2 separate regions of the Homo sapiens genome follow, and region 2 is linked to region 1. The links are chromatin loops, found by intact Hi-C in ENCODE. Cell type or tissue: sigmoid colon. All regions are shown on one strand.

Evidence for each region. Hi-C counts contacts between places; a loop is a spot of excess contacts. Peaks named below come from ENCODE experiments on the same cell type or tissue, not always from the same donor. Only the 100,000 strongest peaks of a DNase experiment are listed, where the experiment ranks them.
Region 2: a loop joins it to region 1, with 2.7 times the contacts of the local background. A loop is called at or near these places in 10 of 110 quality-filtered maps.

What each region holds. Positions count from the first base shown.
Region 1 is chr6:125,040,085-125,044,084 of GRCh38, reverse strand. All of the region lies in intron 1 of RNF217 (ring finger protein 217), which reads right to left. Among named protein-coding and RNA genes, the nearest start is that of RNF217-AS1, 79 kb to the right of the region's middle. In sigmoid colon, no CTCF peak of the experiment used is centred here; no DNase peak of the experiment used is centred here.
Region 2 is chr6:125,097,707-125,101,706 of GRCh38, reverse strand. No RefSeq gene overlaps it. Among named protein-coding and RNA genes, the nearest start is that of TPD52L1, 54 kb to the left of the region's middle. In sigmoid colon, no CTCF peak of the experiment used is centred here; a DNase peak (open chromatin) is centred at 1,896; H3K4me3 peaks cover 1,102 bases.

The sequences.
Region 1 (4,000 bases):
CTACAAAAAGCAATTAAAAAAAAAAACTAAATTCATAGTAACTTTTAACATTGCTATTTATCTGGCACAAACTTGAGGTAAGGTAGTTAAGAAGTTGCAGGCTGAAGGATGCATGGGGTGACATATTGAATACCAGAAAAGGACATGAGCTAAGCTGAAAGCAAAATGAAAGAGGGTGGCTTTGGATAATTCTCCTTATTAGTATTGACCTGTTAAAAGTATAAATTGTTGCATAATTTTATGCTACTACTGTACAAAACATGGCCCAGAGAGGATTTAAAAATATGTGCCCAAACACTTTTTTCTATTTTTTTGGATGAGTCTGCTCACAGTCCCAATAGATTTTATTATTCATGTTACAGTGTTACGATGCTATTATAATTCAAATTACGTTTTAGAATCAATTATTTTGTTCTGCCTCAAGACAAAACTTCTCAGGAGATTTTTGTGTAGATAAAAACCCCTGTGTAACCAACTAAGAACCTGGCTTAATGAAGTTTATAACTTAAACATTAAAAAATGATTAAATGTTTCCTCTTTTAATATTCTGTAGGCATTTATGGAGCACAATTCTGAGGCAGGTACGGGCTAGGTACTGAAGCTTTGCAGGAACATGTCAGTAAAGAGGCAATCAGGATGCAAAATGGTGAGTACAGGTTTTCAGGAGAAGTATAGTAATCTCAGACCTGGGGGGATCAGAAGAGGTTTCTTGGAAGAAGTGAGGATTCAAGTGAGAGCTTAAGACTAGCAGGATTTAGCCAAACAAAAGTGAGAAGGGGTTTCAAGCAGATGAAAGAGACAACTTGGGCAAAGGCCTGGAGGAAAGAGAACACAGCACTAGCATACCCCAATTGGATCAACTTGTATAGCACCCAAATGCACATGCATCTGAACTTAAAGATCACAGCCTTGGGACGGCTCTTAAAGATGAACAGCAGACTGGACCACAAAGTGTGAGTAAGGAAAGATGAGGCTGTAAGCAAAGATGAACCAGCTAGGACCAGAGCACAAGGGCAGAGCATGAAGCCATCTTAGGAGTCTGGATGTTTTTCTATTTAAATAGAAAACTGCAGTTTTCAGAATGTGAGAGATAGTTTCTTTCAAGTCCACAGAAAAGGGGCTTACTTGGGCCACCTCGAGAGGCACTTGTTATTGGGAAGCAGTACATTTCTGTGATTAAGAGCCTGAATTTTTTACTCTGAGGTCAGTGTTTGAATCCAGCCTTCTTCACCTATGAGTTTATTTTATTTTAACTATGTAAATGATAGCAATGGAAGCAGCAATTTCACAGCCACTCAGGAAAGGCCAGGTGTTATGGAAACTGAATGCAGTTTAGGGACGAGAGCAATCCAAGGCAGCTAAAGAGGGCAGGTTGTCTTGATACTCCTTCAGCAGTGGGTATTTGTTAATCAACCACATCGGGATACCATCCAACATCCAATCAAACACCTTCTTTTCTACTGCAGTATTTCTCAAATCTGCAAATCTATTCAATTTCCGAAGAATATATTACTTCCTCTTGCTTTCATACTCTCTGCATTGACTATTTTTTACCTTCCCTTCTTTCTCAAGGCTCCAAAATCCCTATCCTACTACACTGAACCAAAGACCTCATATTTTATTGAACACATAGAGGCAATCAGATGCATATTCCCATACCTACCCACTACCAGCTCTAGCAATTTACATCTCTGTTTTCTGTCTTCCCCCTGTAGAGGGCTGAATCTATTTCTGGAACAATGGATATGAGTCTCTTAAAGTGTCTGTTGAGCATTCCAGTTTCATGGCCCACTCAAGACCTACAGAATTGGAATCATTGTTGACAAGCCAGTAATTGGCAGTTTGGAACAGCTACTCATACAATCCTTCGATTACTCATACTTCTTCATACTAACAATATCCTCTTTTTCATAATATAGTGTTACTCATCACCTATGCAATCTCTTGGCCTCTACATGCATATCTTTTTCAGAAAATTTTCCTCAAAAGATCACTAGCAAACAACTAATTATGATTAAGTGAAGTACAGTTTTTCATGTGTTCAACAAGATATGTATTTCATCAATTCAAGAATGCATTTTAAAAGCACATTTTATTTTCTCGAAAGCCAAGTTTTTTATAATCAAAAGAAATTAGTATTGCACAATAGTTTAATTTGCAGTGTTTTTACTTTCTTGGTGGTGCATAACCGAATACTGCATCCTACAATTGATCACATCTTAGATTTCAGTGAAATGTGGTTTTTATGGGCTAGGTAGTGTGATGGACTTCTGGAAAGATAAGAGGAGAGGGAAACATGGGGTTTCTACTGGAGGAAATGAATAGTAAACAAGCAAATAAACAAGACAGATTGTAACCTGTGTTATGAATGAACTACACATCATGGAAGCAATCTCTAAGGAAATGACAACCTGAGTTGAGAACTGAAAGGCCTGTTATGCAGAGAACATGGGGAAGAGACAGCAAACAAAGGAAACAAGAACATTGGCTCCAGTCAGAAGGTGTCTGATTTGCCTCTGCTCAGAGCACACAACTCAGTGACAAAAATATATACTAAAGGAGGGAGAGAACAGTATGAGATGAAGTTGGAGAGTTAGGCAGAAGACAGATCACATGGGCCTTGTTGGCCATGGTAAAAAGTCTGTATTATATAAAGACAATACAAATCACTGGTTTTATGAGGAGGACTGACATGCTCTTCTTGGAGAACAGACTGCAGAGGAATAAAAGTGAAGGTTGGGAGAATTCTGGAAGTCTGGATTCAATGGCTCTTCCCACAAGTGATGTCTAGCTGTTACAGGCAGTAGATGATAGATGACTGAGAGGTAACAAGATACAGGGTGTATTTTGGAAGTGGAATCAATGAGATTTTTTTAAATTGACAAAAATTTTATGTATTTATGGTATACAACATGATGTTTTAATATATATGTACAGATCAATATATATTAATCAAGCTAATTAATAAATGCATTGCTTCACTGCTCATTTTCAACAGAAGTCAGAACAAAGATCATTAATAGGAGTGGTGAGAGAGAGCATCCTTGTCTTGTGCCAGTTTTCAAAGGGAATGTTTCCAGCTTTTGTCCATTCAGTATGATATTGGCTATGGGTTTGTCATAAACAGCTCTTATTATTTTGAGATATATTCCATCAATACCTAATTTATTGAGAGTTAACATGAAGGAATGTTGAATTTTATCGAAGGCCTTTTCTGCATCTATTGAGATAATCATGTAGTTTTTGTCACTGATTCTGTTTATGTGATTATGATTACATAATGTTTATTGATTTGCATATGTTGAATCAGTCTTGCATCCCAGGGATGAAGCCGACTTGATCGTGGTGGATAAGCTTTTTGATGTGCTGCTGGATTTGGTTTGCCAGTATTTTATTGATGATTTTCGCTTCAATGTTCATGAGGGATTTTGGCCTGAAGTTTTCTTTTTTTGTTGTATCTCTGCCAGGTTTTGGAATCAGGATGATGCTGGCATCATAAAATGAGTTACGGAGGAGTCCCTCCTTTTCAATTGTTTGGAATAGTTTCAGAAGGAATGATATTAGCTCCTCTGTACCTCTGGTAGAATTCAGCAGTGAATCCATCTGGTCCTGGGCATTTTTTGGGTGGTAGGCTATTAATTACTGCCTCAATTTCAGAACTTGTTATTGGTCTATTCAGGGATTCAACTTCTTCCTGGTTTAGTCTTGGGAGGGTGTATGTGTCCAGGGATTTATCCATTTCTTCTAGATTTTCTGGTTTATTTGTGTAGAGGTGTTATAGTATTCTCTGATGGTAGTTTCTATTGCTGTGGGATCCGTGGTGATATCCCCATTATCATTTTTATTGTGTCTATTTGATTCTCCTCTATTTTCTTCTTTATTAGTCTAGCTAGTGGTCTATCTATTTTGTTAATTTTTTCAAAAACACAGCTCCTGGATTCATTGATTTTTTTGAAGGTTTTTTCATGTCTCTATCTCCTTCAATTCTGCTCTGATCTTA
Region 2 (4,000 bases), 58 kb before region 1:
GATACAGCAAGTCAAAGAATGCCAAGGATTGCTGGCAACCACCAGAAGCGAGGAGAGAGACAAAAAACAGATTCTCCTTCAGAGCCTCCAGAAGGAAACAGTGCTGCTGACACTTTGATTTCAGACTTCAGGCCTCTCTATGAGAGAATTAAGTTTGTTGTTGTAACCCACCCAGTTTGTGGTATTTTGCTACTTCTACCCTAGAAAACTAATACAAGTGCCTTGCTCAGTGGTGATTTACAAAGAGTCCTTAACAGAGGGGGCCATGGTGATGCACCCTGGATGGTACAGGCAGGATGGCATCTAGCAGGAGAAAATGCTGGGGCTGAGGACGATGGAGAAGTAGGAGTTAGGAGGAGGAGGAGGAGGAGGAGGAGGAGGAGGAGGAGGAGGTAGAGACCCAGCCTATGGGAGTATGCAGATGCACAGCTGCTTGACAGGGCCTGTCTGGATTACAGAAATAATAGAACTGAACAGTTGGAACTAACTTTAAATATAGGTTACATGGACCCACATTTCATTGCTGAAAGAGATCTTAGAGACTACCCTTGCACTCCTTGATTTTAGACCAAAGTCTGGGAAGGTATGTGGCTATGCCAATATCACAGAGCAAATTAATGTAAGAATTCAAGATAGGAATCCATTTGTCCTAAATCTTTGCCTAGTACTCTCCACAAGACCAGGATTGGAGCCCAGCCTTCACCAAGATCCACATACAGGGTATGTCTAATAACACAGGAGGGGCCCTAAACATGCTTACTACTACTACTACTACTAATAAACTGAATAAGTAATGTTGAATAAACTTTCAATGAATTGAATGTCAGAAAGAAAATAACTGGTATTATGCTATGTACTTTCATATACACTGTCTCATTTGATGGGAACAAAAACTTCTATCTGTTGTGTTATTATTCCCCAATTTCCAATTACTCTTTTAGAGTTGCAGATGTCAAAGGACAGTTTGGGTACCCTGCCTCAGAGTCCCTGGTTAACAAGAGAAGGGCTCTGAGAAGCAGTCTAGCTTGATAGCTCAGGGCTCCCAGGCCCAGGTTTAGATCACACCTCTGTCCTTGCAGACTCTGTGATGGGGGAGGTTATTCAGTCTCTGTCAAGGCTAATAAATAATGCAACAACGGTGATTCTAATAGTTTAAAACGGATCAGGATACCCTGATGTAGTGGGAAAAAACTTGCCCTTGGTATTCAAATCAGATTGATGATGCAACTCTGTCCTGACTTCACTTTCCTCATCTCTGAAATGGGAATAATGTTTATCTCATAGGGTTGTGAGGATTTTCCAGGAAAATCGCACACAACCCCGCACGTTTCTACTTGTTAAAGGAACTCAGCCGAAATTCTTGCCAGCTTTCGTCCCGACCCCATCCCCAGGGCTCCTCCTGGTTCCTGGTGGGCCCTCTTTCCTAGTCTATTTTTTTTAACTTTCTCTTCGTTTTGTCTTTCCTTTCTCTCTCCCTTTCATCTCCTTCTCCCCCCGTTACTTTTCTTTTGGGTTACCTTTTTAATGAGATGTAGAAAATGTATCAGCAGGTTTATGAAAAGTGAACTGGCAGATGGAAGATGTCACCATGACACTGAGGAAAACTGTTTTCTAACCCCCACCAAAGTAATTTAATTTACACATTTACTTCCTCAAAAAAAGAAAAAAAAAAGCTTTTATGCTTTCAGCACGCAGGCAATGGAGACAGCCTCGGGTCGTGTTGCCCACACGCAGGTGCTGCTAGCTGCCTCCCAGTCGCTCTCCTCGCGCATCTTCCCAGGGGACATCCGCCCTCCCGGGACTGTGCTCCGGACAGCGGGGGAGGGCAGAGGGAGGGGCAGGGAGGTGACAAGCAGCGCCCCGCAGTGTGCACCGTGCGCTTCACTCCGCGCTCCTCTCCGTGCACCCAGACCCAGAGCAGCCCCGCCCGGCAGCCAGCACAACTGCCCCGCGCCACAGGCCGCCGGCCTCTGCTTGCCAGGGCTGCGGGGGAAGAACATGCCCCCGTGCACTAGCTCCGCGTTCCCGAAGGAAGGTTTTCGCAGCCATGGGCAGTGGGCCTTTAGTCTCCCGCTCCGTGCAGTGGGAAGGGATCAACTGAGCGGCGCGGAGCCATCAGTGGTCTCTGCGTGGAGGCTGCAGCCCCGCCGACGCCCTCGCCTTCGCCCTCGCCCCCGCCCCCGCCCCCGCCCTCTATACTGTGGACAAAGGCAATCCGGATTTGTTTTTGTTTTCGTGGTTTTCTTTGTTGATGATGGGAGCTGGAAACTGGGGAGGAGAGAATTTTGCAGTTGTGAAAGGGCATCTCTCTCTTCCCTTACTTATTATTTTCTTCAAAGATAACAGAATTTCCCCATGGCAGGAACCGCAGACTGGCAAGCAGGAGACCTGAGTTTGAGTTGAGCCTTTGCTATGTGACCTCAAACAAACCATTGAACTGTATTTTTTATTTTTTATTTTTTAGTTTAGCTGGGCTTAGCTTTGTTGTTTTCTTTCCCACATTGTTTATAAAACGAGGATACTAATAACACCACAGAGGGGTTGTAAGGATTACATACACGTGAACAGACTATGTGAACGCATAGTAGGCGCTAGATAAAGATTTGTTTTGAAATTATCCATAACAACACCTCCAATATAAGGAATAAGAGACCTAGGAAGCCCAGAGAGGGCAAGTTAGCATGCCAGTTGGAGGATGAAAACCAAGGCTGGAACTAAGGTTTCCCATTTCCAGCTTCGTGTTCTTCCCATTTCCCACTCTTCCGCTGATTCTAACCTAGTGCACTTACAACTCTGGAGAAGGGAGACCCAGTTGGAATCCCTGGCTTCACCATTCTGAAGTTGAGGCGTCTTGGGCACGTCTCTTATAAAACTTTTTTGTTTTATAGTTTTGTAATTTGTTCCTCAAACGTTTCAATGCCTATGATGTACCTGCCAGTTACCATAGACGGTGGAGGGGACCCAAAAATGAATAGAACATGATCCGTGACCTCATGGAATTCACGTTCTTGCTAGAGGGCCTCATGCATAATATAAGCAAAAATAAATAACCAATCTGTTGGTGATTATATTAATAGAGCATGGTGGAAGGAAGAGTTCTGTTTAATGTCGGGGGTTGGGGGGGATCCCAATGTCTCAACAGTGAGCAAGGACTGGAGAGGTTAACTTGGAACGTGCTATCCAGGTTTCACCTCCACCTCTCACCTTTCCCCACACCTCTCCTCCTGCCCCAAGCTACTCTGTCTCATCCCACCCACCCACTCCGGGGGCTGATTCGTTCACTGCCCAGCCTGAGAGTGTTGATGACTGACAGTTCTAAGCTGAACCCACTCTGGAGTGTTCTCAGCTGAAAGGGTCACCTCCTCCCAAAGTCATGCTTCCAAGGGCAGCTCCCATTCAATGACTGATCTATGCAGAGTGTTAAGGCTTACTCTCATTTCAATTTGGGACAACTCTCTGCAGAGCCTTCCCAGCTTCAGGCTGATAGGTTATGGCTGATGAGCTCAGGCCTGTGTGGGGACTTCATTGCAGTCTAGTTTCTCTCCCTGCCCAATCCTGTTTATTTCACTCCTTCATAGATGTGCAGTAAACCTTAGCAATAAGCCTCCTGCATGCAAATTTCCATCTAGGAATCTGCTTCTCAGAAAACCCCATCCTGAGACAGAAGTGATAAAATCAGATTGTGTTTTTGTAGCATCACCCTAATAGCACTGTGAAGGATGCAGTGGACAGTGCCTATGGCCAGTCACATCACAGGCATGGGCAAAACAGAGGGGAAGCCTGAAGGCAAGAATCCCAATGCTTGCCATTATCTGAATAAGAAGGACAATCTGAATTAAAGGGTGAAGGTGTGAATAGAGAGGTTATTTAGGAGATATAATGACAGATTGAGCTAGGTTGGGTGAAAGATAGCCAGACAGGTCGAACTCCAGGTTTTTGTCTTGGGCACCTCATATCCATGCCCCAAAGGCTGCAATTCTCACCCTTACATATCTGAAGG